Regions from separate parts of the Mus musculus genome. Here regions 2, 3, 4 and 5 are each linked to region 1. The links are chromatin loops, found by intact Hi-C in ENCODE. Cell type or tissue: gastrocnemius. All regions are shown on one strand.

Region 1 (5,000 bases):
ACCCCAGCCTTGATTCCTGTGCTGATCCTTCCCTAAACTATTTCCAGCCCACATAGGGCTGAAAAGAGCCTGGCTTGCACCCTTCCTGCAGGGCTGGTGAAGTCTGAACTGGAAGCGCAGACAGGGCTCCAGATTTTGCAGACAGGGGTGGGACAGGTAAGCACTAACTGTAGAATCTGTCAAAGCCCTCGTAGGTCTGACTCTGCACACAAGAGAGGAGGCAAGAACAGGAACTTAAAGGGTTGAAAGTTCACTAGGCTCACCAGCCTTCTTTCCCCATGCAGCCCGTCTCTGTGTAGTTCTCATTTTGACCAACAGATGGCGCAGTGGCGCTTTCCTGAAGGACCATTCTTAAAGCTATATCATCCTTTTCATGACATCTTTTTTTCTGTTTCTATGGAAATCCTTCTGGTGGGATCACCCAAAGTCTCTAGCTCTTGAATTGGTCCATTGTGGATTTGGAAGGAAGCTGTATGCCCTTCTGCCTGTTACCTTCATACCCCTGCCTGTCACAGCTTTGTCCCTAGAGGTGGCCTAAGTAGGAGTCAAGGCCCAGTCTCCCCGCAACCATCCCTCTGATTCTGGTTTTGTTCCCACAGAGGGAGGAAGCAGCTGAAGTCCTTCCCCGACAAGCCCATGGCATATCTCCCATGCGCTCAGTGCTGCTTACTCTAGTGGCCCTGGCAGGCGTCGCTGGGCTGCTAGTGGCTTTGGCAGTGGCCTTGTGTATGCGCCATCATTCGAGACAGCGGGATAAGGAGCGCCTGGCAGCGCTGGGGCCGGAGGGGGCCCATGGTGACACTACTTTTGAGTACCAGGTGTGAAACTATAGAAGCTCATGGAGGGAAGGACCTACAAGGGGCTCGAGTGACCCAGTCTTGTGTGGAGTAAGGATGTGGGCAGAATGAGAGGTCCTGTCTGGGTAAAGGATGGAAAGGTCCTGGAAGGGGTGTTGGGACATACTTTTTAGATGAATATGGGCTGGGAATAGTTGGCTCTGGAGATGCCTCCCAGGAATATGATTCTGGGATTCTACTTTGTGGTATCTGAGGTTGTCATATGCACCAAGGCAGAAAAGAATGAGGGCGAAAGACAGATCTTACTCATCCCGTTGATCAGAGACAAAGCCTAAGGCATTGTTTGTTTGGAGAGCTGGGAACTGAACTCCGCACATTGGGCAAGCGCTAAGCCTGCAGGACCACTAAGCTCCAGCCTGTGGCTTAGAAACCTTGTAGAGGGATTCTAAGGACCCCCACCCTCACCCAATCCTTCCTCTGCAGGACCTGTGTCGCCAGCACATGGCCACAAAGTCCCTGTTTAACCGGGCGGAGGGTCAGCCAGAGCCTTCTAGGGTGAGCAGTGTGTCCTCCCAGTTCAGCGACGCGGCCCAGGCCAGCCCCAGTTCCCACAGCAGCACACCATCTTGGTGCGAGGAGCCCGCCCAGGCCAACATGGACATCTCCACAGGACACATGATTCTGGTCAGGAAAGGGCCCAGGCCTAAAGTGGGGAGGGAACAGCATAGCAGGAGAGGCAGGACGGGCAGTGTGGCCCAGAGCCGGGCTGTGGTGCCCCCTACAGGCATACATGGAGGATCACCTTCGGAACCGGGACCGGTTGGCCAAGGAGTGGCAGGCTCTGTGCGCCTACCAAGCAGAGCCAAACACCTGTGCCGCCGCACAGGATGAGAGCAACATCAAGAAGAACCGCCATCCTGACTTCCTACCCTGTAAGCGAGTCGTGGGCCAACTTGGCCCCACACTCTGCTAGGAGCAGTTCGAGGCTGGGGGTGGGAGGTGGAGGGTGGGGAGTAGGGGATGGGGAGGAGTGGGGCTCCTGGTTCGGGCTGGGTGGCAGAGTCCTGGGGCCAGAAGGTCATTTGTGAGTTCTGTGCAGATGACCATGCCCGAATCAAGCTGAAAGTGGAGAGCAGCCCTTCTCGGAGTGATTACATCAACGCCAGCCCCATCGTGAGCAGCTCCGATTCCCACACTGATTCTGCCCATCAGCACTGCTCCTCTTTATTCCATCCCCCGTAGTCATCTCTTACTCCAGCCAAGCCCTGAAACTGTAGAGCCCATGTCCTCGAACTTAGGCATCTCAGCCTCCCCCACACCCTGGCCCACTCTTGACCAAGCCTCACTCCAAGCTGGCCCTTCTCATTCTGGCTCATGACATATCCTCTCTGCCCTTAGATCGAGCATGACCCTCGGATGCCGGCCTACATAGCCACACAGGGACCACTGTCCCACACCATCGCGGACTTCTGGCAGGTGCACGCTTGGAGAGGGGTTTTCCTGAGGCCCCTGAAGCCTGCCAGAGCCAGGGAACGTAGAGGGCCGCTTACCTGGATCTCTGTCCTTAGATGGTGTGGGAGAGTGGCTGCACTGTCATCGTTATGCTGACCCCGTTGGTGGAGGACGGTGTCAAACAGTGTGACCGCTACTGGCCGGATGAAGGATCTTCCCTCTACCACGTCTATGAGGTCAGAGTACCCAACAGTAAGGGGTAAATGGTGACATTTTAAAATATGAATGTGTATATGTATAGGTTCATGCATGCATACACACACATCATACATACATACATACATACATACATACATACATGAAAGCTTGTATATTCTGTCTAGCACCAAAAAGCATTTGTAGGGACTCTGAGCCATGCGTATGTAAGACAGGGAAAATAAATATCCAAAGACTGAAATTACCGCCTTTAACCTCCCGAAATATTTAACATTTGCACTGCTTGGGGAGCAGGAGGGTGAGGACTGGAGCGGAGCGCGTGCGCACCTGTGCTCAGACCGTGCCCGATATCTGACAGGTGAACCTGGTGTCGGAGCACATCTGGTGCGAGGACTTCCTGGTGCGGAGCTTCTACCTTAAGAACCTGCAGACCCAGGAGACGCGCACGCTCACTCAGTTCCACTTCCTCAGCTGGCCGGCAGAGGGCACTCCGGCCTCCACCCGGCCGCTGCTGGACTTCCGCAGGTGAGCAAGCTGCCAGCTGCCACCCATGAGCTCTTACTGGGGGACAAGGTCTGGCCTGGAGCCTCGCCCTTGATCTCTGTCCCTACCACCAGCCTCCCATCCCCAAACCAGTACTGACAGTTTGGCCGTCCTACCCTACCCTGGTGCCCTTTCTCACACCCGCATTCTCACTCCGCCATTTCACCATCTGGCTCCTTAGCTGGCCTGGAGCCAATGTGTGTGTGTGTGTGTGTGTGTGTGTGTGTGTGTGTGTGTGTGTGTGTGTGTGTCCCTGGAGGCGGGGGTTCCCCTCTCCTCTCCTGCAGGGGCTCCTCTCCTGCAGGGGCCCTGCTTTGCCTCCTGCCTTGCCCTTCTGGGCCTCAGCTCTGTGCTGGCTTGCTCTTTCACTCTCTCCTGTCCAGCTTCTAGCTTCCATCCTCATCTTTCTTACTGTCTTTCTGCCTCTATTTCTTATTTCTCTTTTTCTTTTTTTTTTTTTCTTTCCTTTTTCTTTCTTTCTCTCTTTTTTCTTTTTTTCTTTTTTTTTTTTTTTTTTTTTTTTTTGGTTTTACAAGACAGGGTTTCTCTATATAGTCCTGATAGCCCTGGCTGTCCAGGAACTCACTCTGTAGACCAGTCTGTCTAGGAACTCAGAAATCCACCTGCCTCTGCCTCCCAAGTGCTCTTTCTTCCCCTTCCTTTCCCTCTTCTCTGCATCTCCATCACTCTCCCCGCCCCCCCTTTCTGTCTTCATTTCTCCCTCTGCACCTCTCCCTTCTGTCTCTCCCTCTCCCCCTCAGTCTCATGGCTGCCAGCATCATTTATTTATTTTTGTGATCTCTGCTGATAGTCTCACTTCAGTTGAACAGCCACCTAAGTGGTCATTGGCAGGTGTGGCAACCCCATGGATGGAACAGGCAGGCGGGCTGGTCAAGAAGGGACTAGCCTGAGGGCTGCTCCGAGAACTGGGGCAGGAATGTAGAAAGAGACCAAGATTACCCTGCAGGGAGTTTGGAGGGGGAGGGGGAGGGTGCTGAAGCAAACACTAGCAGAGGGAGTAGCCTGCTGTAACACAACACCCAGCATCCCTTGCCATTCACACACAGGTGGCAGGGAAGCCTCTATACTGAAACCATCTGTTCCTCTGACTTGTGCCAAGTTGGCCTGGATCTCCAGTGCCAGGCAGAGGGGCAAGAGTTGAGGTGGGGACCTTGGTAGTTTCTGAACTCCAGGATGACTGATTTCTGACTATCGTGCAACCTGAGGCACATTTTGAAAGTGATGTCAGAGTATTAAATTATTTCCATGTTTCCACCCACATTTAAAAATGTCAGCAGAGATGGCACGCACCTGTAACTCCAGCTGTGCAGGAGGCTGAGGCAGGAGATCTGCAAGTTCAAGGCCAATCTGAACAGCTTAGTTAGGCCCTGTCCAATAAATAGTGAAAAGGGGCTGGGGACGTAACTCAGTGGTTGAAAACTTTCACAAGACCCTGGGTTCAGTCCTTACTACTGAATAATAAGTAATAATGTTAATATTTTTAAAGTAAAAGTTTTAAAGATTTGAGTACACTGTCGTTCTCTTCAGACACATCAGAAGAGGGTATCAGACCCCATTACAGATGGTTGTGAGCCACCATGTGGTTGCTGGGAGTTGAACTCAAAGACCTCTGGAAGAGCAGTCAGTGCTCTTAACCGCTGAGTCATTTCTTCAGCCCCTCTTCATATGTGGTGTGTGTGTGTGTGTGTGTGTGTGTGTGTGTGTGAAATTCTCCCCTCCCTTTTATTGAAACTGGATTATTTTATAATTTATCTTGACTACAGTTTCCCCTGCCTTTACTCCTCTCAATTCTTCCCCACTTAAGTAAACATTTTGGTGATAATATGGATGAAGCCTTGGCTTGACCCCAAATCTATAAAAAAGGAAAAGTACTAGCAAAGCCCCTGATAGAGTCACTGTAGGGTCACTGTCCCTTATAGAGTCACTGTAGGGTCCTTGCCCCTGGTAGAGTCACTGTAGGGTCACTGCATG
Region 2 (5,000 bases), 220 kb before region 1:
TATGCGCTCCCAAGTATACGAACCCATGTGTAAGTATCCAGACATACACATGAGCACACGCTCATGCGTGTAGATGCGTGTACATGTGGTACGCATGCATCTCTGCCTCCTGGAAGTTCGGGAGCTCAGAAGAGTGGCACCAAAGACTGGCTGGAGGTGCCCACCTGGCATGTGCACCATCCGGCAGTGGCAGCGCTGAAGCACGGCCTCCTTCTCACAGCGCAGTCGGCAGGCAGACACACTATAGGCTGAGTAGCCCTGAAGCTCAGGCTCCCTGAGCTCGCTTTCCGCCCGGCAGTTGCCCCAAGGCTGGGGCAGATAAGTTAGCTGCAGAGATGGGGCATGACAAGGTCAAGGCCAAGCGTGTCCATCAGGGCCAGTCCTCCAGTGTCAATAGCCCCAGCCAGGGCCATGGGGCTGGCAGACTGAGTATCTGCCAGGCAGATGTGGCCAGCATCCCTTTAAGCAGTGAGTTGCCCTGTGCCCAGCCTAGGCCTAGCTGGGGATGCTCACCCGCTGTTCCTGGCAGGACACAAAAGTCTGGAAGCCTGGGGACACGCCAAACCCCAGCTGGTGGATGTAGGGCGGCTCCTCCTGGCTGTGGATCTGCACCCGGATCCCTGCCTCGAATGACGTCTCGTCTGCACAGCAGAGATGAGAGGCTTCAGACCCCCCTTCAGGGGTAGAGCCGAGCCCAGGCCCCATCCCTGAGCTGGCCCTTATCCCCTTCCCGCCTGCATACTTGTCTCCCTCCATATGGGTAGGTATTCCTCCTGCTGGATGTCTAGCATGATCTCCAGGCCACTACCCATGCCGCCTGCCCTACTGGGCAGTGAACTCTGAGGATCTGCATTAAAGGTGTAACACTTCCCATAGCGAGTATAGACCTGGAGGGAGAAAGAACACAGCAGACACAGAACTCTTAATATTTTTTTGGCAGGTTTTTACTGTGTAGTTGAGATTGGATCTGCTCCTCCCCAGGGCCTTGCAGTAACCCAGAAATTCCCCTGCCCAAGATTTGCTACACTGTGTAGCTACAAGAACTCCCTGTGTAGCCGGCCTTGAATTCCCAATCCTCCTGCTTTAACCACCCAAGAGCTGGGAGTACAGAGATTCACCACCACACCAGGCTCAGAACTCTTGCTATCCTATCAATCCTGCTCTCCCTTTCCTGAGTAAAGGGTCCTCCTATTGCTACTTAGGGTCTTTTGAGTAAGGATCCTTAAAGTCTGCATCTCCCCCACTCCCAAAACAATTCTAAAATGGTCTACCTCCTCGGGCTCCCTTCATCCATTCCTTTCCTCTGTTTTCCACACAGCAGTCAAAACACTCAAACCAACCAAGTCCCCTGCCAGATTCTAGTCTCTGTAGTGCACACATCATGTTGTAAAACTCAAGTATACACAATAAAGCTTATTTTATTCTTTGTGCATGTGTGCGTGTTTACATGCGGGGGAGGCCAGAGATTAATGCCCAGTATCTCCCTCAATCATTCTCTCCGTTACTTTTGGAGACAGAACCTTCCACTGAACATGGAGATCATCCGTTTGGCTAGGCTGGCTGGCCAGTGAGCTCTAAGGATGCTCTCATCTCTGCCTCCCTAGCACTGGGATCTCTCTCTCTCTCTCTCTCTCTCTCTCTCTCTCTCTCTCTCTCTCTCTCCCCAGTGCACAGATTTTTACATGGATGTTGGAAAGCAGAGTCCTATTTCTTACACAGCAAGTCCTTCATCAACAGAGCCATCCTTCCAGCCCCAACAAAAGTTATTTTTAAGTGAAACTAAACAGTGACAGCTTCTCGTTTCCTAGAGAATAAAGTCAGACACTTTCCTTAGCGTTAAAGTCGCCCTTCAGTGTGGCCCTGGCCCTCTTCCTCCCTCCCTTTCCACTCCTGACTCTGTGACTCAAACATCCAATCCTTGTGTTCACCTCTGGCCTTAGTTGTTGCTCCGTCTCTGGGAGCGGCAGAGCCAGCTGTCCTGCTTCCCCTGTAAGCCTCAGACCTTGCTCCTCCGCTCATCTACCCATTTTACTGCCCATTGCCCACGTCCCCCACTGGAGAGCAAGCTGTACAGAAGCAGGGGGCCTGAATGTTGTTCCATGCATTTGTCCCATCGTGGGGACACCTTATAAACCTTTACTATCTAAAGCCCGGCTCATGTCTCCACGACCAGCATTCTCTCCAAAGGACACCAGATGGCGCTGGTGTCCCAAAGATGAAGGCACGGGCCCGGACTGGGGATTTTCGTGACTGCCTGGAGTCACTGAACAGCTGGAGTGGGAGAGCTACTGAGAAAGAAAGAGGCGGATTCTAGTCGTTGCTCCTCCACCCCTCCCAACTCACCCCACAGGGATGTGGCCCTGGGTCAAACCCATCACAGGCAGAGCCAGCGAGGGGTCCGTGAGCTCCAACATTATCCCCACCCCTTTTCTTGGCAACGTGTTCACACTGTAAAAGCTGGGAAAGGAACCTGAAGTGACTTGGAGGGAAAAGATCTCCTTAGACTTGGCTGCAGCGGGAAAGTGAGAGCCAGAGGCTGAGCAGAGGGTGGGACTGGGACATGGAGTTCTGAAGCAACCTAAGGGGAACACCAGGGACACTTTGAGGGTAAGGTTCTGTCCTCCCTCCTCTGGTGAGTTGGTTACTTGCAGCTTCACCAACCTTTCTTCTACACACACACACCTCCTCCCCAGTACAGCCTTTACCCAAACTGATTTCTGAAACAACAACAAAATACGCATAGCAGGCACCTTGACATTTACAAAACATGAAAACATCCACTGCTACGCTGTGTCATCCACCCGGTGCCTCTGACTTCAGGTGTGTTTGACGACCTTGGTTCCAGAGAAGGAAACTGAGCTCAGAGAGGTGAGGTGACTCTAATGAAGCCGCACAGCTTCAGAGTGGAAGGCTAAGCTCCCCGATACTCCCATCATTCATTGTTAGCATCCTTCCAACCCAAACCTACCCAGCTTCTGCCTCAGGATGGAAAAAGACGGACTGTGCCTCACACTGGAACTTCTTTCCTTGGTTCCTCTTTCCCTTCAGCTCCATTCTTCAGCCCCATCCTCCCAAGGTCATTTGTCTTTCCCTTCCTCACCAGTCCTTCACAGCTTCTGGGTTCTAGTCTCATCCCAACCCCATCTCCGCCTGTACCCTCCATCACTGCATGTCCCTGAGAGCAGGAGTGGGCATCACAGACATCTTAGAGCATGTTAGGCCGGGTGCTCAGTCTAATGGAATCATCACAACTGCCCCCAAGGGCAGTATTACTATCCTCATTCCATAGACGAGGAGACAGAAGCTCAGAGAACTGGACCAGTTTGCAGAGGTCTCCAAGATCGGTGCTCCTCAAATGCCAATTTGTACCCAGATCCCCTTTGTAACGTGCTGGTTCTGGTTTAATACATGGAAGTAGACGGACTCCTGAGAATGAAATTCTGCTTTTTTTACAAATCTGCTGATCTGTGGACTGCACAGTAAGTAGAAAGTTCTAGATGAACAAGGAAGGCATGGTGGCACAAGCCTGTAATCCCAGAAGCTCTGGACCAATGCAAGAGGACTAGAATTCATGGCCTGTCTGGGCTGCAAACTGAGTTCAAGGTTAGCTCTAGCCACTTAGTGAACCTGTCTCAGAAAGTAGAGGGTCATGGGTCTAGCTCAGAGGTGGAGGGATTGCCTATGTTGGGGAAGTCCTAGGTTCCATGTCTGGTGCTGAAACTGAGAATAACTAGAGGCCAAACCAGAGTCAAGCAAGACAGCTTGGGCCTAGTCACGGGCTCTCAAGACATGCCTGGAGAGAGAGGAACCTGAAGTACACGGGATGCAAACCTCCTGGATCTCTAGCGGTGTGGGAAAGGCAGATACAGGAAACATACAAGTGAGTGCCCAACATCCTCCTGTTTCAGGCCGAGAAGATGCTGGAATCCATTCCTGCCAACTCAGCCTGTTTGGAGTGCATGCTTGAGTTGAGAGGCTAAATGAGGCCCAAGCGACGTGAGGGAACCCCGGGTTTGTGTTGCTCACATGACTGTGTCTGCCACGGCCTCCAAAGCTTAGCCTCACTCACAAGTTTTCAACTCCCTGAAGCCTCGAGTCCTACTTCCTGCTTAGCAGAACAAGGGGCAGAGAACAGGAGAAAGGCATCATCAGACATCCTCTTTTTTGTCCCAGGTCAAATCTTTCTTTCTTCCTTCCTTTCTTTCTTTCCTTCTTTCTTTCTTTCTTTCTTTCTTTCTTTCTTTCTTTCTTTCTTTCTTTCTTTCTTTCTTTCTGTCTTTTTCTCTCTCTCTCTCTCTCTCTCCTTCTTTCTTTCTTCTTTCCTTTTAGAATTTCACACATGAGTACGTGTCTCGGGCCCTTTGAGAAGTGCCTTTGATAGATCTTCTCCTTGAACCCTTTCACACAAGCCCCATGAGGTGATCACTGTTGCCCCCTGGGACGGATGAAGTGATTGATGCTCAGAAAGGGAAAGTGGCTAAGCGTGCACAGCGAGCGAAGAGCTGCAGAGATTTGGACAGGGTGGAACGCTGTATACAGCATAATCAGGACTTACGAGATACCTGCTGCGGGCTCAGTGGATGAAAGATGGTTGGAGGCTCCTAGCCCTTGGTGGAACTGCACTGTAGATGTATGTTATGTTTCAGTGTGTGCACACAGACACATGCTATTGGGCAGTGCGAGCCCCCTACAGGGTGGAACTTAGCCCTGACTTGGGAGTTGATTACCTGGCAAATGTGCAGGTGAAGTATACTGGAGAAGGGACAATGCGTGACATAGACAGTGAGTGAAAGTAGCCCAGGTCCAAAGGACACTCTATGGAGACTGGACAGGCCAGACTGGCAGGACTGGGCCACCTGCACAGCTTGGGTCAGGCCCCACTGCTGAGAAGAGCAGGTCGTTGCCCTGGAGACAGTCTTTGGCCCAGGCAGTGATGGTGGAGCCAGCCACCGGCTCCTAAGTGGTACAATTCTGGTGGCAGCACAGCCCAGAGCTTCTTC
Region 3 (5,000 bases), 310 kb after region 1:
AGTTTACAGGTCCCTTCTAGGGGGTCTCCCTGTGTCCAAGTCAGAGAGGAGGGGGACTGGCTCTCTGCCTGAGGTGTCTCCAGCTAAGCATAGGCAGGTGTGGGTTCAAAAGAAGGTTCCAACGGGAACGTTTCGTGTCACTTGCTGGCGGAATCTAAGAAGAACTAGAAATTTCTACCAACCCTCACCCCCACCCCCAGATCCGGGCCGCTGTTGGGTCTGCACCTGCCGTACTGGCAGGGCTCGGTGTCTGGTGGCCTCAGCTCTGAGGCTGCGGTGACACCTACTGGGCACCTTTGGCCTTGCATGCCCAGCAGGCCAGCCCGCAGGCTGTTAAAATTTCCTCCCTCGTGACAGACAACCCACCTTGATGCCTAGGTAAAACCGAGCAACCGGGCCCTGGAAAAGCATAGCTACCCTTGTGGCGAATCCAAACGCCAAGCAAGTGACAGGGAGCCAAGTGGATCTCCACAGACTGGAGAAGAGTCCCCTGAGAGTTCATGACTCCATGCGTCCTCCAGATCCGTGGCGCCACTGTGTGGCCTAGGTCCCTGGGGACTCAAAGCTGCTAGACTGGGAGAACACATTTAGAGTCCTCTACTCCTAAGGGAAAAGGGCAGAGGTCCTTCCAAGTTTTCCAAGTCCCATGAGTGCTGTCGAATCTTCTGTCACCTGCTCCCCACCGGGTGGCTTCCTTTCCCTAACTTCGAACTTCGTTCCCCTCCACAGCGCTGCAAGGACCGTCTGAACTCACTGGCCATCTCTGTCATGAACCAGTGGCCTGGTGTGAAACTGCGGGTGACCGAAGGCTGGGATGAAGATGGCCATCACTCAGAGGAGTCTTTACACTATGAGGGCCGCGCGGTGGATATCACCACCTCAGACCGTGACCGAAATAAGTATGGACTGCTGGCGCGCTTAGCAGTGGAGGCCGGCTTCGACTGGGTGTATTACGAGTCCAAGGCCCACGTGCATTGCTCTGTCAAGTCTGGTGAGCCGCTGCTGCCGGGGGGCTGGGCCCGGGGCCGGGGCCGCAGGGAGTGGGCAGGCAGCGCAAAGCCCGCTAGGGCCAAGGAGAAGATGGCCTCCGGGGGATGGAGGCGGGGACCCGAGGGAAGAGGATTTCCGAGGCGGCGGCGGCGGCGGCGGCGGCAGCGCTCCCTGCAGCTGCTTTGGACTGCTTGCTCCTCCCATGTCCGGTAGTGTCCCGGCAGGAGCCTAGAGAGACAGGGCCTATTTCCCGAACCACTGAGTGCTGACCTGGTGGTCCACAGCCCAGAGACTGCCACAGGAAGTGCAAGACAGAACAAGTTGAAGAGATGAAGGAAGCCAGGTTGGCAGGCACCACTGTCCCCGATCCAGGCCCATGCAGAACAAGGCATGATGGGGCTAGGGGCCAGAGTGTGTCTAGACATCAGAGTGCCCGACCAGAAGCCTAGAGTTTCAGAATCTACCACGCAAATGCAGGTCAGGCCTCCCAGAGGGGCGCAGGCGTCCCCAATCTCCTCCCCAGAGCCCCAAAGCTGGACATTTTGGAGGTAAATGGACTCAATAAAGTGGATTTTTCCCAGATTGGCCGCCTTGTTGATCAGAACTGGCAGGCACTGGAGCCTTGCCCCTCATCCCCAGTCTCACCAGTGTCCCTGTCACTTACACTTAACCCACTCACAAATGCTTCACATGGTTCTGTGGGTCCCACTCGACTGCACACCCCCTCTACATAGGACTATATAGTAGTTGCACTCAAAGACTGGCACACTAGACTTTTTTGGGGGGGTATTTTTGATTCCCCCGGGTTTCACAAGGGTGATCCTACCTACTACCCCCACCCACAACCTGACCCTTCCAACTGTGTGTACCTAAAATCATACCCACTTCATCTATAAACACCGGTCCAAAGGTCAGCTCGCCAAGTGGCCCATCCTGTTCATTACTCCTGACTCCAAACGCTGACCTCCATTCCACCATCTGACGCCACTATGTCCGCCCCCGCCCCCCCCCCCCCCCGCATAAGGGACCAACATATGAACTGAAAATGATGGGCTTTGTCCTTGTCGTTGCCCCACCCCCTGAGCACTCGATCTGGGGATGCTTCAGGAGCCTGTTTTTTCCACGGGTCAGCTCTGTCACAGTCCTTAGAATGCCACTCTGGGAGGGCCATTTCTTGGAGGTATTTGATCAAGTGGTAGAACAGACCCTAGCAAAGCTAAGCCAGCTTCTCTATTTCCACAAGGCTCTCTTGGGTTCAGGTCACAGTAGCAGCTTTGCTGACCTCCAGCCTCTGGAATTCACGACAGAATCTAGTGGGGACATCATCTGGTGCTCCAGCCCCTGTGTGTTCCTCTCAGTGGCTAGGGTTTGGGCTAGAGAGAAGAAGGGCAGAGGATCAAGCTATGGGTTGGTGGTGGGTTATCAAAGAGTGGGGTATAGTGATGGGGGGTATCTGAAAGCAAGAGAAGCTCTCCTGGGTTAGGGTACTAGGGGCGGGACACTGTGTCTGAGAGTAAGCATCCAGCAGTAACACCTTCATGTCCCTTCTACCTACAGAGCATTCGGCCGCTGCCAAGACAGGTGGCTGCTTTCCTGCCGGAGCCCAGGTGCGCCTAGAGAACGGGGAGCGTGTGGCCCTGTCAGCTGTAAAGCCAGGAGACCGGGTGCTGGCCATGGGGGAGGATGGGACCCCCACCTTCAGTGATGTGCTTATTTTCCTGGACCGCGAGCCAAACCGGCTGAGAGCTTTCCAGGTCATCGAGACTCAGGATCCTCCGCGTCGGCTGGCGCTCACGCCTGCCCACCTGCTCTTCATTGCGGACAATCATACAGAACCAGCAGCCCACTTCCGGGCCACATTTGCCAGCCATGTGCAACCAGGCCAATATGTGCTGGTATCAGGGGTACCAGGCCTCCAGCCTGCTCGGGTGGCAGCTGTCTCCACCCACGTGGCCCTTGGGTCCTATGCTCCTCTCACAAGGCATGGGACACTTGTGGTGGAGGATGTGGTGGCCTCCTGCTTTGCAGCTGTGGCTGACCACCATCTGGCTCAGTTGGCCTTCTGGCCCCTGCGACTGTTTCCCAGTTTGGCATGGGGCAGCTGGACCCCAAGTGAGGGTGTTCACTGGTACCCTCAGATGCTCTACCGCCTGGGGCGTCTCTTGCTAGAAGAGAGCACCTTCCATCCACTGGGCATGTCTGGGGCAGGAAGCTGAAGGGACTCTAACCACTGCCCTCCTGGAACTGCTGTGCTGGATCCAAAGGCCTCCTCACCAGGAAGGCTCTGGCCCTGGAAGGCACCTGGCCTGAGGTTGTCTCCGTCCTCTGTGCCAGAGTGGAGACACCATTGAGACTTGACCAGGTTTGCTGGGCCCCGAACCTTCATCTTGGTGTAGAGCTGTGAACTGAGCTGACAAGCGTGTGGTAGGCTCTCTTTTCCTAGAGACCGTAAGACCCAGCTAGCTCTGGCTGCGATTCTTCACACGCATTCCATCTGTCTTTGGACTGCTTACTCCAATGTTTCTCGGGGCCTGGGATTGTGACTTTACTGTTGGCAACTGATCACAGTATGAAGAGAGGCTGCCCGTAGATGGGCTTGCACCTCAGTCGATGCTGCTAGATTCCCTTGAAGCCAGCAGGGAGCTGGCTGGACTCATTGCCTCCCAGAACTGAAAGACCACAGCCAGCCTGGACATCCCGAAACATGACCTTCCCTGCAGGCCACACTCCTCCAGCCTCCTGAGCCTTTGCTGTCAATGGGCGGAGTCTCTGATCCGGGCAATGTGACCCTACTACCTGGGACTGGGGAAGGGGCCTTGCCACCCCTGCCCAGGCTAAGCTCCTTCCCCTGCTAAACCACACCCCCACCTCCTCCTCCTCCAGTCTGTCTCCTTCACCCTATTTATTTGCATGGAGGGGGAAATCCATGGGAGAATTTTGGGAATGTTTTGGTCTTTCTTTTGTAATAAAAATTATTTAAGTTGTTAGAACCCTGGAATCCAACCTACTGAGCAGTTCCAATATACAGGTCACTACAGTCATGAGACAAATGTCCCTACAGGCCCTTCCTCACCTGGCAGATGAGACTGGGGTGGTGCTATCGCATAATTCTCTCAGCATGGCTGTGTGAGAGACAGAGCAGAGGTCCATCGTCACTGCACACACCCAGAGCCATGGTACTGTGTCCCAGTGAGAGTTGTCTCTCCTGTTTCCCCTGAGCCTTCTCAGGGCCTGGGTTCTAGACTCTTTTCTATTGGTAATGAACTAAAGTATGAAAAAGAAAAGATTCTATGGAATTCATGTCTCTCAGTGGCTCCTTCTGACTTCTTGAGTATGTCAGTGGTCCTGGTCCATAATCTAGTAACTGTCAGCCATCAGAATTCCCTGGGAAGCTTGTTCACAGGCTTCTGACTTCATAGTTCTAAAGGGAAGCCCAGTAATTAATTTTTATAAATATCCCAAACATGGCGAATGGTCCGTGGGTGCCAGTTGGCTTTTTGTCACCAGAAAACAAACAAACAAACAAAACAAAACAAAACAAAAAAAGCAAAACTTGAGAAAAACAAGAGAAACAATTTCTCTCGTCTTAGGGTCTTTGAGGTTCCATTCTGTGGCCTGACAGCCCCACTGATCCCCTCATGACATCTGGGAAACAGAGAGCAGAAGATCCTAGGGTCAAGATCTACCCTTCAGAAGCATGCCTCTGGCCACCTACTTCTTACAGTTGGGTCCCACCTTCTCACAGCCTGTTCAGTTATAAGCTCATTGAAGATGTTAGTGCTACTATCTGGGACAAGGCTTTCATGGGAGAGGGGACATTTCCTATCCAAAGCACACCAGTGTTGCTATGTTTAGAGAAGACCCAGTTTGTTGCCAAGACAGAATAGCATCCTTCATTTTCAGTTCCTCCAACCTAAGGCACATTTTCCTGCACAACTGAGCAGTAGGCAATGATGTCCAGGGAAAAGCAGGGAGATCAGAAAAACAATACAAATCAATGTTCCTTAGCC
Region 4 (5,000 bases), 66 kb before region 1:
CAAGACAGACAAGCAGGGCATCTTTACTATAGCTTCAGACTGAGTCAGCCAACTTCATGTGAGCCAGAGCAATATGCTGAGCAGTGATTGAAAGGGAGATCAGGCTGCTGCTCGCTGAACAGAAGCAAGCAGCAAAGTTTCATTGATTTTCCTGGAATGGATTAAGGCTTAGTAATTGCCCATTGGTCATGGGAAAGATTTCAAAAGATCTTTTCCTTCTTGGGCACAAACATTCTGGTCTTGTGGCTTGCAGGCTAATGTGTAGTGACTTAACCCAGGAACCACCAAGTCACTCATTGTCACACAAATGTCCTGGCCCCTTCATTTAGTCTGAACGTCCTGATGAGGCTGAGGAAGTGCAGGTGCTTGAGCTGTTTGGAGAGGAAAAGGGCAGGGTATAAGATACTCAACACAGCCGTAATGGCGACAGGCCGCACTAATCCAGCACTATAGTCTTAGACAATTTAAAAGTGTGTGTGTGTGTGTGTGTGTGTATGTATGTGTGTATGTATGTGTGTGTGTATGTGTGTGTGTATGTGTGAGTGTGTGTGTGTGTATGTGTGTGTGTGAGTGTGCGTATGTGTGTGTGTATATGTGTGTGTATATGTGTGTGTGTGTATGTGTGTGTGTGTGTATGTATGTGTGTGTGTGTGATGGGTTTGTGTGTGTGTGTGTGTGAGTGTGGACTTGCTCATGCCAGGGCAAACATGAGGGCAGATGACAATTTTCAGAAGTCAGTTCTCTCCTTCCACCTTATAGGCTCCTACAGGGACAGGGACAATATGAAAGAAAGATGTGCCAAGACTTTTGACCCATTCAAAAATCTGAAGTACAAGTCCAAAGGATGAGTCCATGTTTTTAGCAAAAGTGACTTCAAGTTTCTGCAAAGCAACTACTATCACAGCCTGATGCCAGAGGTGACATAGCAAAGCTGGAGGGACAGTCCCTGTGCAGCTCAGTGCGCTCTAATCACTGAGCCATCTCTCCAGCCCCCAGTCTGGTATTTCATTGGCAGTATGTTTCATAGCAAGGATGGTGAGTGTGGGTGGAGTACTGACCTGCACCAGTTCATGAGAACTGACTGTGAGATTCCCAAGGATTCGGTGACCCTGTTGTTAACCGCAGCAATCCTCAAAGCATTATGGTACAATTAAGCAAATTATATTGCAGAGACAGTTAAAATTTAAAACCATCAGCTTTTCCACTATCGTACCACATTTTAAACTTTCTGCTGTACAGGTTACTTATGTCCAGTGCATCTGCCGGGCAGAAGCACACACAGTGGCTTGCTTTTCTGTACAACTCTTCCCAAATCCGTGTCTAGCTCTAGTGGCATCACGTTCATAGCTTGAAAACAGCCATATGGAATATTTACATTTCAGAACATCGAGTGTAAAGGCAAGTGTTACCCCAAGCCTTTTTCAATGCCTGACATCGCCAAGCGTTTCCGGTTTTGTTTACCTCATCAATTAAAACAGAACATCATTTTAAACTCACATTTCCTAGGTTGACATGAGACGGGCTTTCATATGTTCATGACTTGGAGTTTAATAGCATCTCTCGCTCTCATAAATACTACTTTTAAAATATGTCTGTACTTTCTGCTTAGTTAATACACAGGACCCCAAATACTTAGTTGGATTCAACGATGCAGAACCCACTCATATGGAGAACCATACCCTGTTTTAGCTATCAGTAGCTTAGAATGTAGCCCCTCCCCCACGTAACCAGACCTTAGAGAACAGATGAGAACATCCTTCCCATGGTCCACTTAGCACTCAGCTTCATACATAATGCGACTTACATAATTATTAATGAGTAATTAATTAACTGTACAAATGAGTAGGGATACAATGATATCTAAAGGATGATTAAGAAGCTACACAGATGTAGTCTGTCACCCACTGAACGGATCTTGAAACTGCCCCCTTTGAAGTGAGGGTGGCAGGACCTTTCCAGAATCTATCCCTGTTCATTTCCATCCCAAGTATAAAAGCAACAGATGCCCCCCACCCCCACCCCAGAGACCTGTGATCCCTGGAAAGACTATTTTTACACTCATGGTAGGTCGACTCTGTTTTGAACCTCAAAGCCACAAGAGTCCTGATCCATCGATGTATGGATGAGTTTTAAGATTGCTATTCAACATTCTTGACATGGAAACATAATATTGGAATTGCCCCCCTCAACTGCTTTAAGGAGTAGAAAGAGCCAGTAGGGGCGGCTCATGCCTGTATCTCCAACAATTGCAAGACTGAGGCAGGATTGCCATGGATTTGAGGCCAGCCTGGGCTACATAGTGAGCTCTGGAAAAGCCTGAACAAAACTGAAATCCTGTCTGAAAGAAAAAAAAAATCATGAGTATCAGAATCAAACCTCAGGGCCACCCAAACAGCTGTGTTGAAAAGGTCACTGACTTCTGTGTTCCTCTGAGACCTACTAAGTAGCATAACATTTAACCAAAGAGGATAGAAAAAAGCCTACGAAAGTCTCTTGCAGTTGTTCTAGGCTCTGCACACTAATTTATGGAGTCATAAGCCCAGCTGTGCCATCCATTTGTAACTAGAGACAGATTACTCTCATAATTCCGTTGTCTACAAAATGCTGACAGTAAAATTGTGAGAATTACATACGATAACGTTTATCATAACATAAACTCATGGAAGTCAGCGGCTGTGCTAACACCACCGGGGCGCTAGAGCGCGCTGCCGCCGCCGCGGTGGGCCGTCCTGCCTGAGGGTGCTCCAGGAGCGGAACGCCTCGCAGCGGCTTCGAGGCCGCTGACAAAGGAAAGGGCGGAGGGGGGGGGGTCAACGCCTGGAGGACTCGACTTGATGGAGGCGGGGCGAGAGAGGCATCAGGGGCGGGGCCTGCCAAGGAAGCCCGGACAGCGGAGACAAGGTCTGGAGAGTAGGCGTGACGGGGCGGAGCTAGTGGCGCAATGAGGGCGGGTCATGAGACGTGGCTCCTAACGGGGCAAAGCTAGTGGAACAGTGGGGCGGGGCGCGGTGTGACTGGAGCTGACTAGTCCACGTGGTTAGAACGCAGCCTGATTGGAGGAAGGCGGGTCGGTGAGGCGGGAGCGGAACCGGAACGCGTCCTGACAGGGGCGGAGCTCTCGGAGTAGTGAGGGCGGGACGCGGCCTGACTGGCACAGAGCAGTCAGCGTGTTTGGAACCAGGCCTGACGGGAGCTGAGCGAGTAGCGGGAGGGGGCGGAACCCGACCGAGGCCTGACAGGGGCGGAGCTCGCGGAGCAGCGGGGGCGGGGCGAGGCCTGGTAGAGGCGGAGTCCCGGTGCGGCCTGACGAGAGGCGGAGCCCACAGCTCGGCGAAGGCGAGGCCTGATCCGGGAGGGAGGAGCGGAGCGTCAGGGGCGGGCCGGAGTCCGGCTCCTGGAGCGGAGTGCGGTGGGGCTATGCAGGTGTGTTGCTGTTGCCGGTCCCGCCTCCACTTCGGCTCGGTGGCAGGCCGCGCGCCCTTTCGGAGCTAAGCTTAAGGCGGCGCTGACACGGGCGTACTCCGGTTTCAAAGTAAAACTGAAACCCTCCGAGGTGGCCTGACCTTCCCGGAGCCGGAAGGGCTGTCTAGTGACTGACGGGGCTAAGGGACAGGTGTAGTGGTGCTTTGATTCCGGACACGGTGGCGCGCCGGCTAGTGGCCTTTCCAGCTTTGAGGTCCTCTTGGAGGCGGGATTTCCTAGCTGGGCGGGGCGTGGATTATCTGATTAGGGGGCGGGCCTTTCCGATCCTGTACTCCAGGGACAAAACTGGGTGGAGGTCCTCTTGCCCTGGGACTGAACCTTTGAGCCGAGAGCGATCGAGCTAGGAATCCACATCTGTCGCCAGTGAAGTCCTCGGAAGCAGAGGTTGAGCCTTGGGGCTCTCATTTCTAGGGGGCTGAAAGAGGGATCCTAGACCCGGCAGCCACCTGAACTCTCCACTTCTCCCTGTAGATGGCTATGAACGGCAGGGCTCGGAAAGAGGCCATCCAGGCCACAGCCCGAGAGCTCCTGAAGTTCGTGAACCGGAGTCCCTCTCCTTTCCACGGTAGGTGACCAGGGTTAGGGAGGCTAGGAGTGGGAGTGACTTGACCAACTTCCATCGCTGAGAGAGCCCTTTTCCTACAGTCGTGGCTGAGTGCCGCAGCCGCCTCCTCCAGGCTGGCTTCCGTGAACTCAAGGAAACAGAGGGCTGGGATATCGTACCAGAAAACAAGGTACTAAGGGATAGCGTGGGGGCAGACACTATTGCAAAGGCCTGTGTCCCGGATCATAAAGCAACTCACGCCCCTGTCTTTCAACTCTCTCCCCCAGTACTTCTTAACCAGAAACTCCTCCTCCATCATTGCTTTTGCTGTGGGGGGCCAGTATGTTCCTGGCAATGGCTTCAGCCTCATTGGGGCCCACACGGACAGTCCCTGTCTCAGGGTAAGAAGTTAGGACTTGTTTGGACTGAAGGGAGGTGTGGGGGGGGGCGGTTGGGAAGAAGAGATCCTGGAGGTAGAGTTTGCAAGGCCCTATCCCAAGGTCCCGGGAAGAAGGTAGACCCGCCCCATGCTCTCATGTTCCCCACATACACTTTCAGCTGTCAACTGATGTGCTATCTGCTCTGTATAACTTACTGCCTGAGTCTCCCTTCCAGATGTTGTCTTTCAGACATTCCCTTTTTTCTCATTCTTACGCTCAGGTGAAACGCAAATCGCGCCGAAGCCAGGTGGGCTACCACCAGGTCGGTGTTGAGACCTACGGCGGTGGGATCTGGAGCACATGGTTCGACCGGGACCTGACCTTGGCTGGACGCGTCATTATCAAGGTGGTATCGAGGGGCTAGGAACTGGGGAGGCTCTCACTTCCGGCAGCCTGAAGCTTGAATGTCTTCCCATTTCTTAAGTGTACCAGTGAAGAGTCCTCGTGGGGAAGAGGGGACATGATTATTCTGGGTTTAGTAAGGGATTTTATCAGCTGGATTTGGGAGGTGCCCAGTTCTGACCTGGCCGGTT
Region 5 (5,000 bases), 61 kb after region 1:
GAAAGGGATTATATCCAAACCACAGTGAACCTACAGTACCCAGGACTATACTGAATACCTGATAATACAGAAGAAAAAGATGGCATGACCTTGCCTTCCAAGAATTTACACTCTGGCAATCATGAAATAAACGATACAGTGACTATTCCGTACAATAAATACACTTGGAAAGACACGTGTAAACGTTAATATTACAGTTGAGTTATCAACGTGGGCTGTTTAGGGAAATCTTGTAGAAAACAAATGGCACTAGGTTCAGTCTTCTTTCTGATGTAGGGTCTTTATGATCTCCTACATCCTAAGCATGTCCTGTACCACTGAACTGCATCCGGCCCGCAGCTCCTTTTTCAGTCTATTGAGTGCTACCCAACACATCTGAGGAACCTTCTAACAAGGGTAAATTATCAAAACTGAGCCATCAATCAGGAAAATAATTCCTGAATCCATGTCTTCCAAATCCTCAGATACACAGTTAAGGCTAACTCTAGAAGTACTTCTATCCCTTTACATCAAACTTAACTGAAGCTGGACGTGGTGATGCAGCTCGGCAGAGGCAGACAGATGTCTTATGAGTTAGAGGTCAGCCTGGTCTACATAGTGAGTTCCAGGCCAACCAAGGCTACGCAGTAAGACCCTATCTCAAAAACAAAACAAAACACAACATCCCCACTGATATGGTTAATGGGCAACCCCTTGCTCTTAAAAGTGAACTTGTGGGTGTACATAGCGGTCTCTCTGAGTTTAAGCAAGCACACACCCAGGAAAACAAGTCCAGGAATGGTCTTTATCACATCTTGATACCTAACCAAAACCTAGGAAAGGTGTACATCACAGTGTCTGAAAGGTCCCTTTAGCCCCCTTCCTAGTAAGCCCTAAAATACTTCTGCCGCACTGGGGATGGAATCCAGACCTGTACACTGTACAGTCTAGGTTTTTCTTAAAGTCCCACGTCTCCTTCTTGCCTCAGATTCCTAAGTGCTAGGGTTACAGGTGGGTATTAACAACTCCCAGATTAAATTTATTTTTAACCATATAAAACCAGTTCCTAAATGGATGTTCACATCTTATAACTCCCAGTTGCAGTGGACAACCTAAAAAAGTGCAAGAAAACACAGCCGAAGACAAACTAGTGTAGAAAATCAGTAAATTATTCTATATTTAGCAAAAGGGAATATATCTGACTGGAGTCTACTTCGATTTGAAATAGACCTAGGAAAGGTGTTTTAAAAGCAGTGGTATTAATGTAACGAGATATAAACAATAGCTAGAAACCTTTATGGTGACAATTTATGGGCCAGCCCTGTATAAACAACCCAAGGCTGAAATATATTGAGGAAAGAAAAAGCCGACCAACATAAAGTCAGTGTGGATTCCTAAATTGGGAAATCACGATGTAAGTCTTCCGTGTTAATAGACTTCACGGAACCCTGTGACGTTCCTCATAGGTCCACCCCAAAGCAACCCGGATACCTGGACAGGAAGTACGCGGCGCCCAGGCCAGAGCCTCCCCAGGAGCTTGGCTCACCAGGCTCAGGCCCCGAATGAGTGGAGCTTCCCCGTTGAGGGACAACAGGGAAACGGAGGCAGGGGCTGAGGCTGCACTTGGAGCTGGCGACGTGGCTGAAGAAGAAACGGAGGGCAGAAACAACTCTCCAGAACGAGATCCTACTGCCGCATCGCCAGCCGGTTTGGCCATCCCCACGCAGAAATGCCCTTCAGCCTTTACCCGCTCCCACAAATCAGTTCTGCGGTAAATACGTGAGGATCTTCAGGAGTGAAATGGAGAGCACCAAGACCCAATTCGAGTCCAGGAGTTACCAGTCAGAGTCTACCCAACGGAACTACTAGCACCGACACCAAGCCTCGTCACTCGACCCTCCCTCAGAAGCCTCCCCTAATGTCCCGAGAGCCGAGCCACACGCAAGACCACGTTCGAAAACTGGATTTCTGCAACACCACAACAATTCGGCGGCTACGGAGAGGCGAAGGGGACACACTGCCGCGCCCGTAGCCCAGCCCCTCATCACGTAGAGCACACTATTGGTCTTCTGCTCTCCAAGACCCGCCTTCAGCCTTCCGTCCTGCCCCCTGGGCTAAGAATTGGCCACCATGTCTCCACCCACTTTTTTCATTGGCCAGACTGGCTGCGGGTGACAGTGAATGACAGACGGAGGGCCTAGAGCTCCGGGTCTGGCAGAGCCCAGCAGAACAGACCCGGCTTCTGGAATCCCCTGGATCCCGGTTCCTGCGGTGACACGCGAGGCTGGTAACTGGAATCTCCAGACCCAGGCCCAAGCTGGCCAGGGATGCCCACTGAGCCCCAAGTGAGCTTGTAATGCGTAACGGGGGCAGGGGAGCGGCGGGCGGGCCGGGGGCGCGCAGCTAGAATGTTTTGATAGAGGGCGCGCGCGGCCAGGGGAGCGCGCGTGCGCCGGGGCCGCGCGCCGGGTTGTCCGCTGTTGGGAGCCTAGCCCCCGGCCTGGGGCCGGGCGACCCTGGGGCGCCCTGTGCTCAGGTCTAGGTGGCTGGGATTGGGGAGGCATCCCAGCCCACCAGGGATTTCAGCTGTAGATCTGGCTCGACCCCTCCACCATCCACAGACACCCCTGGGCACAGGCCCTTCCTGGGGAGATCCATGGGCCCTGGGTCTACACTGACCAGGTGAGTGTGTTTCCAGAGGCACACACCTCTTATTATTAACCAAGGGACTCCCTCTGGGACCAGGTCGGACCAAGATCCACCATCCCCAGAGTCTTTACTGATTGGGAGTATACCATACCACCTTGACCCCACCTGGCACTAGGCACCCAGGGAACCCACTTATTCAAGCGGGATCCGGAGTCTACATGGACTGGAAAATTCTGATCCAAAAGCCATGCCTGCCTACGTCTCTGATGCTAGGGAAGCAGAAGGGATTGTCCAGAAAAATCTTGAGAAGACTCCCATTCGGGGTTTTCTGGACCCCGAAAAGCATGTCTGATTTCTAAAGTTGAGGTAGACCAGAGGTAAAACAGTCCCAAAGGGCTGTTTGGATTCGGACCTGTACTGACTCACTCTGCACTGGGTCAGAGAGTTTAGTTACTCCCTGGTATCCTCAAAGTAGATGAATGGTTCTACATAGAACAACAGGGGACATCTGACACAACTGGCAAAGTGTCTCTTCCCCATCTCTCTGCCCTCCTTAGTGGGGGCTTGGACCGGTGGGAGGGTTGGATTTTTTTCTGTCCCAACTCTCCATTCTTTGAAGCCTGACACCTTTTCCTCCAGCAGCTGTCCAACCAGGGCACCCAGGACTGACGTGTAGCAGAAACTGTCCATGGAGCTGGTAGGACCATGTGCTTATCTTAAACCTTTGTTTACAAAAACATGCTTTCAAACTGTTAGTCTCTAGAGAGACCAGGGTTTCCAGGAGGGGCAGGGGAGGAAACTTTCTCTTCATTGGACAGAAAATGAAACAACTCACCCCATACCAGAGGGGCAGATTCTGGCATAGTAGCTAAGCCAGCAAAAGGTTCTGGGATTCAGGACCAGGGTGAAGGCCCCCTTAAGTCCCAAGCTTAGCTGTGCTTCTTGGGCTATATTATCCCTGTACTGCTTCTGAGTCAAGGATGCTAGTGGGAAAAAACAAATCCCTTTCTCATTCCCTCTGGCCTGGTGGGCAGGACAGCAAGGAGACAGTGCCTGGATCTGATCCGGGTTCTCTTCACTGGCAGGTTAACAAGGTGGACAGGGGGCTGTGGTGATGGCACAGTTTGACACTGAATACCAGCGCCTAGAGGCCTCCTATAGCGATTCGCCCCCCGGGGAAGAGGACCTGTTGGTGCATGTGGCCGAGGGGAGCAAATGTGAGTTTTGGGACATGACAGCTAGAGCAGGGGCATGGGCGGAAGTTGCTGGAGGAACCCTGAGTGAGCAGGGCAAGCGGAGGGGGGAGGCTGGGGGGGGAGAATAGCCACTTCAGGGAGCTGACATCTCTGCTCCTGTGTCCACAGCACCTTGGCACCACATTGAAAACCTTGACCTCTTCTTCTCTCGAATATCCTTTGTGTCTCTGCTTTGGAGCTCTTCCACCTTTTAGCCTGTCTCTGAGCGAGGGAGGTCTCTGATGGGAAACAGGGATGCGTTCCACTCCGGTCCATGGAAAGGGAAATGAAACTCATATTGAAATAACGATTGCTAAAAGTAGTGATACCTCATATTAGCTGAGAGCTCTATGTACTTGTGTTACTTTATGAAGAGCTTTTCTAAGGGTGTAAGTTGTTAATGGTAATAATGCCTTTCGACTCTGTCATTTCAGTGCTGAATACTTTGAATGCATGCTCCTAGACCCAATAACCCTAAGAGGTAGCAATGGCTATTATCAGTTTGCCACTGTGGGCAAAGCTTAGGGAAGTGACCTGTTAAAGATCACACTCCGGAGAGTTCTAGAGCCAGGACTTCAGCTTGGGAGTGTGAGGACATCAAAGTCTGTATTCTTAGGTGTCTTTTGCTTACCGGCCACTTTTTCTTAACACTTACACGTTTATAATCTCCACCAGAAGAATGGCTTCACATGTATGCTCATTGGAGAGATGTTTGAACTCATGTAAGTATACGAAGGGATTCATGCTGTGGTAAAAGAATCCTTCTGGTCTTTCTTTTTGCACCTGCCAAGGCAACACAATCCTAGGCCCTAAACTCTGCAGACCTTTATGTCTCAGGCCCAGGTATAACATTTAAACCTATAGCCTTGCCTCTTGTAAGAACTACCTAGGTCTTATCTCTTTTGGTTTTTTGAGACAGGGTTTCTCTGTGTAGCCCTGGCTGTCCTGGAACTCACTCTGTACACCAGGCTGGCCTTGAACTCAGAGATCCACCTTCCTCTGCCTGGGATTGAGTGCTGGGATTAAAGGTGTATACCACCACGCCCAGCGCCCTATCTCTTTCATAACAAGAGTTTACAACTTAGTCATTTCACCAAGACTATAGGAAGATAGATATATATGGTTCAGTCAGGAGGT

The links. Peaks named below come from ENCODE experiments on the same cell type or tissue, not always from the same donor. Only the 100,000 strongest peaks of a DNase experiment are listed, where the experiment ranks them.
Region 2: it touches region 1 in a loop (4-fold over the local background); 2 of 42 quality-filtered maps call a loop at or near these places.
Region 3: it touches region 1 in a loop (3.0-fold over the local background); 10 of 42 quality-filtered maps call a loop at or near these places.
Region 4: it touches region 1 in a loop (2.4-fold over the local background); 10 of 42 quality-filtered maps call a loop at or near these places.
Region 5: a loop joins it to region 1, with 8 times the contacts of the local background. A loop is called at or near these places in 10 of 42 quality-filtered maps.

What each region holds. Positions count from the first base shown.
Region 1 is chr1:75,249,741-75,254,740 of GRCm38, reverse strand. It overlaps Ptprn (protein tyrosine phosphatase, receptor type, N), which reads left to right. Exons shown (of 23, transcript NM_008985.3): 12 at 92-156; 13 at 600-818; 14 at 1,281-1,481; 15 at 1,582-1,729; 16 at 1,897-1,970; 17 at 2,196-2,273; 18 at 2,366-2,485; 19 at 2,824-2,990. Among named protein-coding and RNA genes, the nearest start is that of Ptprn, 12 kb to the left of the region's middle. In gastrocnemius, CTCF peaks have their summits at 1,582 (motif pointing left) and 2,934 (motif pointing right); DNase peaks (open chromatin) are centred at 681, 1,482, 2,971, 4,072 and 1 more place; H3K4me3 peaks cover 592 bases; H3K27ac peaks cover 702 bases.
Region 2 is chr1:75,464,998-75,469,997 of GRCm38, reverse strand. Asic4 (acid-sensing (proton-gated) ion channel family member 4) reads right to left here. Exons shown (of 10, transcript NM_183022.3): 2 at 743-887; 3 at 514-641; 4 at 165-327. Among named protein-coding and RNA genes, the nearest start is that of Gm32506, 8.0 kb to the right of the region's middle. In gastrocnemius, a CTCF peak has its summit at 2,191 (motif pointing right); a DNase peak (open chromatin) is centred at 2,222; H3K4me3 peaks cover 231 bases; H3K27ac peaks cover 927 bases.
Region 3 is chr1:74,944,295-74,949,294 of GRCm38, reverse strand. Ihh (Indian hedgehog) reads left to right here. Exons shown (of 3, transcript NM_010544.3): 2 at 730-991; 3 at 2,548-3,980. The coding sequence ends at 3,206. Among named protein-coding and RNA genes, the nearest start is that of Ihh, 4.9 kb to the left of the region's middle. In gastrocnemius, no CTCF peak of the experiment used is centred here; DNase peaks (open chromatin) are centred at 263, 808, 1,090 and 2,705; H3K4me3 peaks cover 1,197 bases.
Region 4 is chr1:75,315,758-75,320,757 of GRCm38, reverse strand. Dnpep (aspartyl aminopeptidase) reads left to right here and starts at 3,741. Exons shown (of 15, transcript NM_016878.4): 1 at 3,741-3,867; 2 at 3,955-4,048; 3 at 4,129-4,217; 4 at 4,315-4,428; 5 at 4,688-4,813. The coding sequence starts at 3,955. In gastrocnemius, CTCF peaks have their summits at 2,689 and 3,657; DNase peaks (open chromatin) are centred at 3,168, 3,658, 4,379, 4,685 and 1 more place; H3K4me3 peaks cover 1,995 bases; H3K27ac peaks cover 2,412 bases.
Region 5 is chr1:75,189,148-75,194,147 of GRCm38, reverse strand. It overlaps Atg9a (autophagy related 9A), which reads left to right and starts at 2,138. Exons shown (of 16, transcript NM_001288612.1): 1 at 2,138-2,324; 2 at 3,268-3,325; 3 at 3,714-3,845; 4 at 3,993-4,036; 5 at 4,521-4,585. The coding sequence starts at 3,743. Ankzf1 (ankyrin repeat and zinc finger domain containing 1) reads right to left here and starts at 1,988. Exons shown (of 13, transcript NM_026187.5): 1 at 1,471-1,988. The coding sequence starts at 1,696. In gastrocnemius, a CTCF peak has its summit at 2,380; DNase peaks (open chromatin) are centred at 1,576 and 2,096; H3K4me3 peaks cover 3,239 bases; H3K27ac peaks cover 2,728 bases.